Regions from separate parts of the Mus musculus genome. Here region 2 is linked to region 1. A link is a loop called in an ENCODE intact Hi-C map of the cell type or tissue named here. Cell type or tissue: heart. All regions are shown on one strand. Region 1 holds the start of Rnd3 (Rho family GTPase 3). Region 2 has its middle 41 kb from the start of Gm32360.

Region 1 (5,000 bases):
CATTCAAAAGACAAAAGAAAGAATTCATTTCCTAGAAGTGCTGGTGGCTTCAGGAAGTTGATTTGCTACTCAGTCACATGTCTATTACATTTCACTTAGCAGCTGGCAAATTTCTGGAGATTCAGGTCACCTGGTTTCTAAAAATATCTATCCACTATAATTCCAGAGCAATCCCTGGGGAAGTGACTATACTACTATTAGCAAGGAGTAAACTCCTTTAAGCCTGGAGGCCTGCCAGATCATTGGCGGTGTCTTATTTGGTGCTCAGATATAGCTTAGATGATAAATTATCTGATGTCCAGTTCATTAACAAGTCAACTCAAAATAACTAATAATTAATTGTAGGTAAGGTGACTTTGACCATATAAACTATATCAATTCAGGAATGTGGCAGGCCAAGTCATCTCTCTGGAAGGGGAAGTGTCATAGGTTAAAAAAGAGAAAGAGAGAGAGAGAGAGAGAGAGAGAGAGAGAGAGAGAGAGAGAGAGAGAGAGAGAGAGAACAAAAATGTGCCCACTTCTTATTAGTAAGTCGACTAATGAATCCAGGATTCACCCAGACATGAGACTTGGTTCTGGGCAAGCAAGTGGGAGCTACAGGGAAATACCAAGTACAGGCAGGCGCCATTGTCATCTTCTTACCAATGTCTTCATGAAACCTATTTTAAAGAAGATAAAGCTAAGGCTTACAGAGATGAAATGACTACTCCAGTGTCACTTAGCCAGAAGCTGTGAAGCTCATGGCCTAAATGCATCTTTGTCTGAAAGCCCCCACTGCTCTGCCCAATCTCCCTCGACCACACAAACAGCTTGAGGAGCATTTCCCGCACTAGGAAGACTAGGGAAATGCTAGGGTAAACTCTATGAAGTTCACATAGGATACTTTTCCCTCTGTGACATGACAGTGCAACCTAAGACTTTAAGAGATGATATTGGGGCAAACGAATAAAGCTCTGCCAAGCAAATTTTGGCAAATGCAGACATATGACCTCGGCCAGCTCTGCCCTTTCCATGGTCAGCCTGTGTAAAACACACCTATCCCCAAAGATAGATTCAGGACTGTCTTTAGGGGACGACTTCAAGGTTCTCGAGTCTGAAAGAAGTAAGATAGCATTCTAGGTCCTGTGATTTCATGATTCTAGTAATTCACTACATATTCAGTCACTATACTTTCCTTAAAGGGTTGTGTGTGTATGTGTAAGTACTTATATGTATGTGTTTAGTATATGTGTGGAAGCCAGAGGTTGTTTATCTTCCTCAATTTCTATCTACATTATCTTTGAGTCATGGCCTCTCACTGAATCCTGAGTTCCTCAATTTGACTGGATTGGCTGGCTAGCAAGCCCCACGGATCCTCTGGGTCTGTCTCAGGAGTGCCTCCTTATATGGGTGCTGGTGGTGAAATTCAAGTCGCACTTGACCAAGCCCTTCACAGGCTGAACTTTCTTCCCAGACACCTTCACTACAAATTTAATAACTGACGCTTCCTGGCTGTCGGGGTGACTGGCAATGAAGACACTGTTCTCAGAAGACAAGAGAACAAACACAGTCTTGTCTGTCTCTTCTAAGACTTGTTGAAAGGGAGACTTGGAATGACTGGAGTACGTGTGTGGAGGAGGGGAGTCCCTAAATTTTCCACAATGAGCATGTGTGCTTTTTAAGTCCAACTCCTTGATTCTTAGGTGAAGGAGGGAGGGTACAGCTGAAGGGAGCAAAGAGTGCTTAGACCCCTGGTTCTAGAGCTGTCACAGAGAGAGTGGCAGTTGCGGCCAAGTTTCTGATAGTTTTTGTCATCTCTCTTTTTTCTCGCCCCTGCACCTATTCACATTATCATGTCACTCCCCAAAGCCTCCTACCTTCTCTGGAATAGCTGAATCTGACAGTTTAAAAAGCCAGTCCTCTACAAAGGTCAAGGAAAACGAGTTCTAGTGTTTGAAATAAATCATCTATGTTATTATGTACTATATATGTAGATAGATAGATAGATACATAGATAGATACATAGATAGATAGATAGATAGATAGATAGATAGATAGATAGATAGATAGATAGATAGAAGATAGATGATAGGTAGGTAGATAGATAGATAGATAGATAGATAGATAGATAGATAGATAGATAGATAGATAGATAGATAATGATTTTATGGGTTTGGGAACACAAAAACTTAGCCTTTCCCTTCCAAGATTTACTTCTGTATTATTAATTTGATTGGGAATTTTTTTTTTTATTTTCACAAATGATGACGAGGCTTCTGGAGGCGAGCCCCTTGGAAAGCAATTTGAAAGGAATCCCAATGCAAATCCATGTGCACAGATTATCTGCTTCCCCTCACCCTGGCCCTGAACAACCTACCCATCTGCAAATCCTGCCTGGCACCTTCAGGTTATGCCAGAACCTGGGTCTGCAAGCCATCCTGCACGCCACCCTAGAGGGCGCGCTGCTTACACTTTCCGCCAACGGGGCGGCCGTGCTGGCTCCCAGGCTCCATAAAAGGGGAGGAGGCGGATCGGTTTCCTTCTCTCATTGAGAAAGCGGAGCGGATTGGAAGGCTGGGCGTATAAAGCGGCGCGGAGAGCGTGAAACAAAGCAGACCGATCGGAATTGGACTTGGGAAGAGAGGCGCGGAGTCAGGCAGAAAACTTGTAGGAGAGGAGTAAAGAGCCGCTGCCTCTCCTCCTCCACTCCGCTGTGCTTAAAGGGGTTCCCGCCGGCCTTGCGATTTATTTTTATATCTGCTTTTTATAGAGAGAAGTATATATATATATATATTTTTTCTTCTAAAGAGAAAATTCCTGTTCCAAGAGAAAATAAGGCAACATCAATGAAGGAGAGAAGAGCCAGCCAGAAATTATCCAGTAAATCTATCATGGATCCTAATCAGAACGTGAAATGCAAGATAGTAGTAGTGGGCGACAGCCAGTGTGGGAAAACCGCGCTGCTCCACGTCTTCGCCAAGGACTGCTTCCCAGAAGTGAGTGTGACCCGCACGTCTTGAGGGGAGCGGCTGGTGGGGTCCCCGGTCTGGAGGACTGCGCCTTTCTCCTGCTTCACTGATTTTCTTGAAAATCTTTCTCATGCCCAGCCGTCTCTGCCGCCACACGGCCGGGAAGCGAAAGTGTCCTGGAAGGGTCTTGGCTGGGACCCGCCAGCACCCTGGGCTCTTGGCCCCAGAAACTTGCTGGTTTCAGTGTGGGAGGCCGGGTGGGGAGACCTGGGTGGGCTCTCGGGAGGGGGCTGCGTGTTTACTGTGTAAGGAGTGTGAGGTTGTTGGTGGTGGTGGTTTTTTAATTGGGGGCTTGGTGGTTTTTCAAGTGTTCGATCTACGGGTCGTGTTTTTAATAATCTCTTTGCCACCTTCCTCTTCTGTCCCTTTCGTTCGTCCAGAATTACGTCCCTACGGTGTTTGAGAATTACACTGCCAGTTTTGAAATCGACACACAAAGAATAGAGTTGAGCCTGTGGGACACTTCAGGTAAGACTCGGCACACCGCGTGGCGGTCTGAACCGGTGCGCCCGGGGGCTCGGGATCTGGTGCCCTGTCTGCTAATGTGGCTCCTTGAGGGACTTCCCGGTCCCGAGCCGCCGGAAAATGTTATCCTTTCTGGGCAGGGGCAGCAATGGGAGTGATTGTGGTCTTGGGGACAGGAGGACGCTAGGTGTCCGGAGTGACCCTGCTGGAGGAGCCTCTGGTGGCCGCATGGCCTTGTGTTGTCCTTCCTTGGAGCCGTGCCGGAGCGGGCCGCCAGGGTGGCCCAGTGCTGGAGCATACAGAGCAGCGTGGAAGCCCTCCCGCTCGCGGAGGAAGCCCCTCATGGGTGTCACCAGCCATCTGGTTTGGGGGCAGGGGCGCAGGCTGAGCTGGGAGAAGATCCCCAAAGCCTCCGGGTTGCGTGGGGTGTTCCAGGCTGAGGGAGATGGGTGAATGGCCGGAGCCAGCGCCCGTGACGCCTACTGTCAGGAATGCGCTGGTGGTGCCGGCAGCGGCCACCGCGGGGCCTCCGCCCCCGCAGCCTCTGTGCCACCGGTGCAGAGCGGCTTCTGCGGCCGCCCAGGGATCACTCTGTGCCAGCTCTCCGAACATACCACTCCCCTACCCTTTTGCTTCGGCTTCGCCTGCCTGCAGAGCCGCAGGCAGCACCGATCGCCTTTGACCTTCCTGTCTACTTGAATTATTGGCGCCTTGGAGGGTTCCGTCCAGAGGTCTAGGGTTCAAGGCCGGGTTGTTGCCTTCCCATGCGCCCACCCACCAACGTGGCACAAGGTGGTGGGGAGGGCAGATTTTCGCGGGCAGGAAGGCTGGCAGCCCCGGCTGAGTTCGGGGAAGGGACAGTGAGGACTGAGCACCCCCCAACCCCCACACACCCCCGGTATCAAGACTGGCCAGAGGCTCGTCGGGAGAAACGCCTACTGTTAGTAGAAACCATACCTTCTCCAGAGGAGCAGAAACTACCAATCTGGGAGGGGAAAAGCCGGTGCTGGTGGGGAACTGGGCTGCCAGACAGATTAGGGCGAAACTGGCGAGGAGGAGCGCACAAGCGCCAACACGCAGGGTTGCTGTCAGGCGGGGTGGCCCGAGGTGGAGCCGTGCTCAACTGGGAGTGGCCTCGTGGAGCTTCAGCGAGCTTCCCACACCCTGGGCTGGAACCTCTGAGGGACTTGGGGAATTAGACTGTGGGAGGAAGGGGCCAGAGTCCCAAGATCTCCAGAGGCAACCCTCAGCACAAAGGCTAGAAGAAAGACTAGAGGGAAGTCTTGCACCGGCGCCTCTCACGGTCGGTGCCAGATGCTCAGACTGCTGCAGTGAGAAGGATGGATCCAGTTTCCCTCCGGAGAGTCAAGTTCTTCCTTGAGCTGCGCCAAGGGCGTTTTTGTGGTTTTTGTTGTCCAGATTGCATACGCAATCTTGAAACTATAGAGAAAGTGTTGATGGAATTCTAGGGGTTTATTACTACTTTCGATCATAAGAATTATTACATAGCCTAGTATTTTATTAGGC
Region 2 (5,000 bases), 100 kb after region 1:
CAAGGCTATAAGCCCTCAAGGGCGGGGACTAAGGCTCATTTACACAGTAAGGGGACAAAAGGTGTGTTGAACTAAAATGAAACCATGCTGTTCAGATTTTAAAGGAGTTAGATCTTTGGTATTTAAAATAATAATAAAAACCTGTCTGTGGTTTTATCCTCTTGGGTCTGTCCTCCACAGCTATGGAAGGGGACCCAATGCAGCAACCAGCCAGCAATCCGAATTAGTGTTGTGTGAACAAGAAGGAATTACCACCGTTACTTGGCAACACTGAAGCTGTCAGCTTTGGAAAAAAGCTTTGCCTTTTATTCCAGTGTTTCTTAGCGATTTTAATCTATACTCACCAGCCACATTGGCTAAATTCAGCTTTGTGTAGCGTTTATGCTACAAGACAAGGGCTGTTTTATTGTTTTTAAATATAAAGTCATACTAACATTCTTGACATGTGCTATACAGGCGTGTGCTCTCCTACTGGTCCCTGAGGACATCAGACCTCATCCTGACCCATCCTGATCCACCTGCTGTCTGTAAAGTCTGGCCTCTGTGTAAATTCCTGTGAGATCACATCAGATTGACTGAGCTGCCTTAGGATCAACTTCTGACTGGAGACGTTACAGGCTTACAACAAGTTTTTTGTTTGTTTGTTTTTTTGTTTGTTTGTTTTTTTTTTTTTAGTAAGCCTTTAAGTAAGTTTTTATGAAACAAAACAAAACAAAAGAAAGCCCACCAAACCATACCCAAACACCTCTGTTTTATTAGTGAGATACACCAGGGATAGCGCCAGGCTTCTGGGGACAGCATTAGAGAGTGCATACTGTCTTAGGTACCGAGAAGGTCATTTCATGTCACCACACATTCCTAAAATCCCTCTTTAACAACAACGTTATGACGCCTGCCAACCCTCAGTTACTTCTCAGGGGAATGGAAAGCCAAAAGATTTATAGTATGTGTGACTTATCTGTTACTGCTATTATCTTCCATGTTTTTGCTTATTCTTTTAGACTTAGCTGATAAATCTTTTGGGTTTTTTTTTTTCCTGCCTCAAGGGCTCTTTGAGCTCTCAGAGGATGGCTGTCTCAGAGTTTCAGCTTTGAATAGGCAAAGAAAGGAAAAGGAATTCCAGTGAGATGCATTTTCCCCCTCATTTCATTATGAAGCAAAGGAAACTTTACATTTTATTATCAAATAACTATAATGCAGGTAGTGGAAACAGTTAAGCTATAGAGGCCTTTTCTAAAGGCTGTTTTCTTATGCAGAACACACTCTGTCCTGTGGTCTGCCATGACAGGCCATGTATCATAGAGATGGTAGTCCCTAAACAAGAGTCTTTACCACTGACATACCCTTTAGTTTCTTCTTGATCATGAAAAAAAAGAACATTTGGTTATTGAAGAATCTTATCTTTCACCTGAACCAATCACACGTTATTTTTCTTCAAGGTATACCATGGAAATATGAGGGGCAAACCTCTCATTCCACTGAGAGAGGGTGAGGCTCTTGGGTTCTTTGGAAATGCTTGTGTCTCGGGTCTAATGACTCCTTTGAAGGACCAAGTCCCTGCATATTTGCCATTGTGTTCTCGTCTATGCCATTTTCTACAGTAATTTACTTGTCAGAAAGATCACAGGAAACTAGCAATTTACTTTTGTGCACAAAGCATTGTGTGGCTGGGCTGCCTTTCCTCATAGGGTTGTAATCTTTCATTCATCTAAATGGAATGATGGATGAGCAGGTATCACCACTTGGCACGCCAAGGCTGCTGTGTGTGCATTCACGCCTCTCTCGCCTCCATGGTGCAGCTTCTCTGCCTGAGACACCTTGTGAAAACAGAAGGACCCAAGGAAGGGCTCTGAAAGAAAGGACTTGAGGAAATGGTGACAACCACTGGAGCTCAGTCCTCTTGCTGGAAAGATTCATGCTGCCTCGTCTCAATGAATAAGAAAGTGTTAAAAAAAAAAGCTATTGTTTTATTTATGTAAAAGGGGGTGGGAAAGAAAGAAAGAAAGAAAGAAAGAAAGAAAGAAAGAAAGAAAGAAAGAAAGAAGGAAAAGTGACACATTCAACATTTCAAAGTTGTTATGTGGAAACAAGACAGAAAAATAATCATTGCCTATTGTCTCTCTCTCTCTCTCTTTCTCTCTTGTCCAAAGGGTGTCAGTTTATTGTTATTGATTTAGCTCATAAAACTAAGTCTACACACTGTGAGTTTTAAGGCAACACTCTGCAAATGGCCATAATCCGAATTAACAAGACGACAGACTTCCCAGACTTCACTCTCCTTCACCGACCTCATGGAAATGGCAAGGGATTTCTAAGAAGCCTCCACTTGAGAAAATCACTGAGATTTTCAAGCTCTCCGACCCTCTTCATTAGCAGATGTAGTTTGGAGACTCTTTTTTTGATTTCCTCGATGTGATTTGCATTTCTTAGGGGGCTCTGTGGCCAGTGATTTGACTGAAGTGAATGAAAAGTCAAAGAGGTCTCTGGTGCTCAAGCACTAGGTCCCCAGAGTCACCATTTTCAGGGGTGGGGTTAAGTGTCAGTCATCTTTAATCTGGCAGAGAGAAACGACCACAAAGATCATACTCGATGCTGACCTACTGAAGTTGTTCATACCTGAGTGGTGGGAAGAGAAGTGTTTGCTGAGCAGAACTCTCACCCACTCTTATAACACACATTTCCTGTCTAGGAGGCAAGCTCCAGCCTCGTGCATAACAAGTGCATGAGCAAAGATGAGGAACACGGGGACCTTCCGTGAGAGCTCATGCTTTATAGGGCAGGGAAGGCAGACTCTAAGTGCCTATAAATAATACTGTTACGTGCATGCCAGCCAAGGAGGCAAAGCCTGTGGCCCAGAGATACACTCAAAGTACACATTATGTGTAATTTCTGCACACAGAGAAAGACACTACTGTCTCTATAGGCATCCTGGGAAAGACTTAGTTGTGTTTAATACACAGAGTTCCTGAGAAACACACAAGTCATTCATTCATTAGTTCGCTTCAAACACTGACCCGCCTTTCTCCACACCAGGCTTTGGGATAGATTCAGGGACTAAATTAATTTCGAGCTGTCTTCTGTTCTCAAGAGCTAAGGAGTGGACAGTAAAGTATGTTAAGAGCTTTGAATGATAGAAGTTCAAACATTATTCTACAGGCAAAGGGGAGTCGCTAAGCTCTGGGGATGAATGCTAAGACAAGGATGAAATATGAATATAAATGCTGGTTATTATGGAATTGTAGGTGGACAAAGACTGGTGTAGGAACAAGCAATTGTCCTTGTCCGAATAATTGGTGTTTGAACTAAGGTATGTAATTAAAGCTGGAGAGGAGAAAATTTTAAAAATCCAATAAAATTCAGTAGAGTATAGTTGAAGATTAGTGGAAAAGAGGGACCTGATTATTCTGTTGTAAGGAAAGGAGAAATTTACCAAAGGGTTTTTTTTTTTTTTTTTTTTTTGTCAAAATTGATTTGGATAACTAAAGCCAGGTCTAAGAAGCAGATGTAAAAACAAGTCAAAGCAGACAAAATGGCTCAGGGCCATTGAGACTGGGGAAGACTCAGCAGGACGTAGCATCTGTGCACTTGTTCAGCTGTATTCACTGGGCAGAATGTCCCTGGCCCTGTTGCTTTATGTCTGTGTATGCATATGTGTACACACACACACACACACACACACACACACACACACACACACACACACACACCCTGGTGGATTACAATTGCAAAGTACGATTTGAACATGGGTACAAGAGTCTCTCAAAGACAGTTGTTCATTCTAGGCTGTGATTATCTAGGCCTCTTGCAAAGGACTTAGCTTTATGAACAGGGTGAACAACAGTGCCATACTTGACATTGCACACAGAACTAGAAACAATGCAATACTGAAGTGAGACTGAATTAAATTTGAGGTACTCTGGTGATGGCAAAATAAAAGGTTAGGTGCTGCATTTGATCTGGGTATCCCCAGGATCAGGAATGCAGGTGAAAACTTGAAATTTCAGTTTCCCAAACCGTGACACTCACTGTAATCTACTGGACCCCAGAAGCACCTGGAAGCCCTGTTCATCCCCCAAATCTCTATTTCATCCCCATGTGAAATTGTGCTGAATCCTGCATCTGGGTGGCATAGTTCTCAGTTGCTCAATCCCACACTGACGGTTCACAGTAAAGGGTGTCCGCAATTTTCCTGAATCCACTCTGTGCTCAGACACTACCTTTTCTTTCCATCAAAAGAAGCGCTTTTGGGTATGGTCCTTGTCACTCACAGGTTACGAGATCAGGAATTAAAAGCATTTTCAACGTGAGACTTCCTGACTCCTAAGTGCATGCTAGTTGATGAAACCAAAAGGGAGACAAGGACAGCCATGATGTCATAATCTGTGGGACGCTTTCGAGTCACTTCTTCCTTTAACAGCCCACCCTAACAGGATTCTACACTCCAACAGCTCTGGGTCAACACAGTTCCTGCCATCTGGGGCCAGTCGCTACCTCTTGACATAGATTTCTAGTGGACATTCTCGAGGGGTGTCAGGAGGCTGTGCAAAGGAGAACGGGAGAAATGACTTTGTTTTCTGGCTAAACAGACAACTTTGATTTGTATGGTTTTGTTAGTATTTTATTCAAGTCTTTCTTTACAGGTTGGTTTTATATTTTAAAATTAGTTTGTATGTTTTTTTTTAAACCAATTATTGCCTTGTCCATTTGAGCTGTTCTAAGAGATTTGTCACAAACTTATGAGACTCGTGAATAACAGAAACTTACTCACAATTCTCTGGGCTGGAAGTTTAAGAACAAGGCTAATTCAGTGGGTGACAAGAGCCTGCTGCTGGCATTATGAACAGGATCTTTTCACCCTGTCCTTGCATGTGACAAAAGACCATGAGTCTCTCAGGTCTCTTCTCATTGTTTTCTTTCCTGGGGCTTGGGCCTAGGTCCTGCACACGCTTGACACGTGTTCTCTTACTGACTTTAGAATCCCAGCCTCTTTTATATTTCTC

What was found. Hi-C counts contacts between places; a loop is a spot of excess contacts. Peaks named below come from ENCODE experiments on the same cell type or tissue, not always from the same donor. Only the 100,000 strongest peaks of a DNase experiment are listed, where the experiment ranks them.
Region 2: it touches region 1 in a loop (2.6-fold over the local background); 1 of 42 quality-filtered maps calls a loop at or near these places.

What each region holds. Positions count from the first base shown.
Region 1 is chr2:51,146,700-51,151,699 of GRCm38, reverse strand. Rnd3 (Rho family GTPase 3) reads left to right here and starts at 2,589. Exons shown (of 5, transcript NM_028810.2): 1 at 2,589-2,975; 2 at 3,389-3,476. The coding sequence starts at 2,826. In heart, CTCF peaks have their summits at 2,440, 3,735 and 3,948; DNase peaks (open chromatin) are centred at 2,529, 3,109, 3,869 and 4,629; H3K4me3 peaks cover 2,682 bases; H3K27ac peaks cover 2,484 bases; H3K27me3 peaks cover 603 bases.
Region 2 is chr2:51,044,402-51,049,401 of GRCm38, reverse strand. No RefSeq gene overlaps it. Among named protein-coding and RNA genes, the nearest start is that of Gm32360, 41 kb to the left of the region's middle. In heart, no CTCF peak of the experiment used is centred here; no DNase peak of the experiment used is centred here.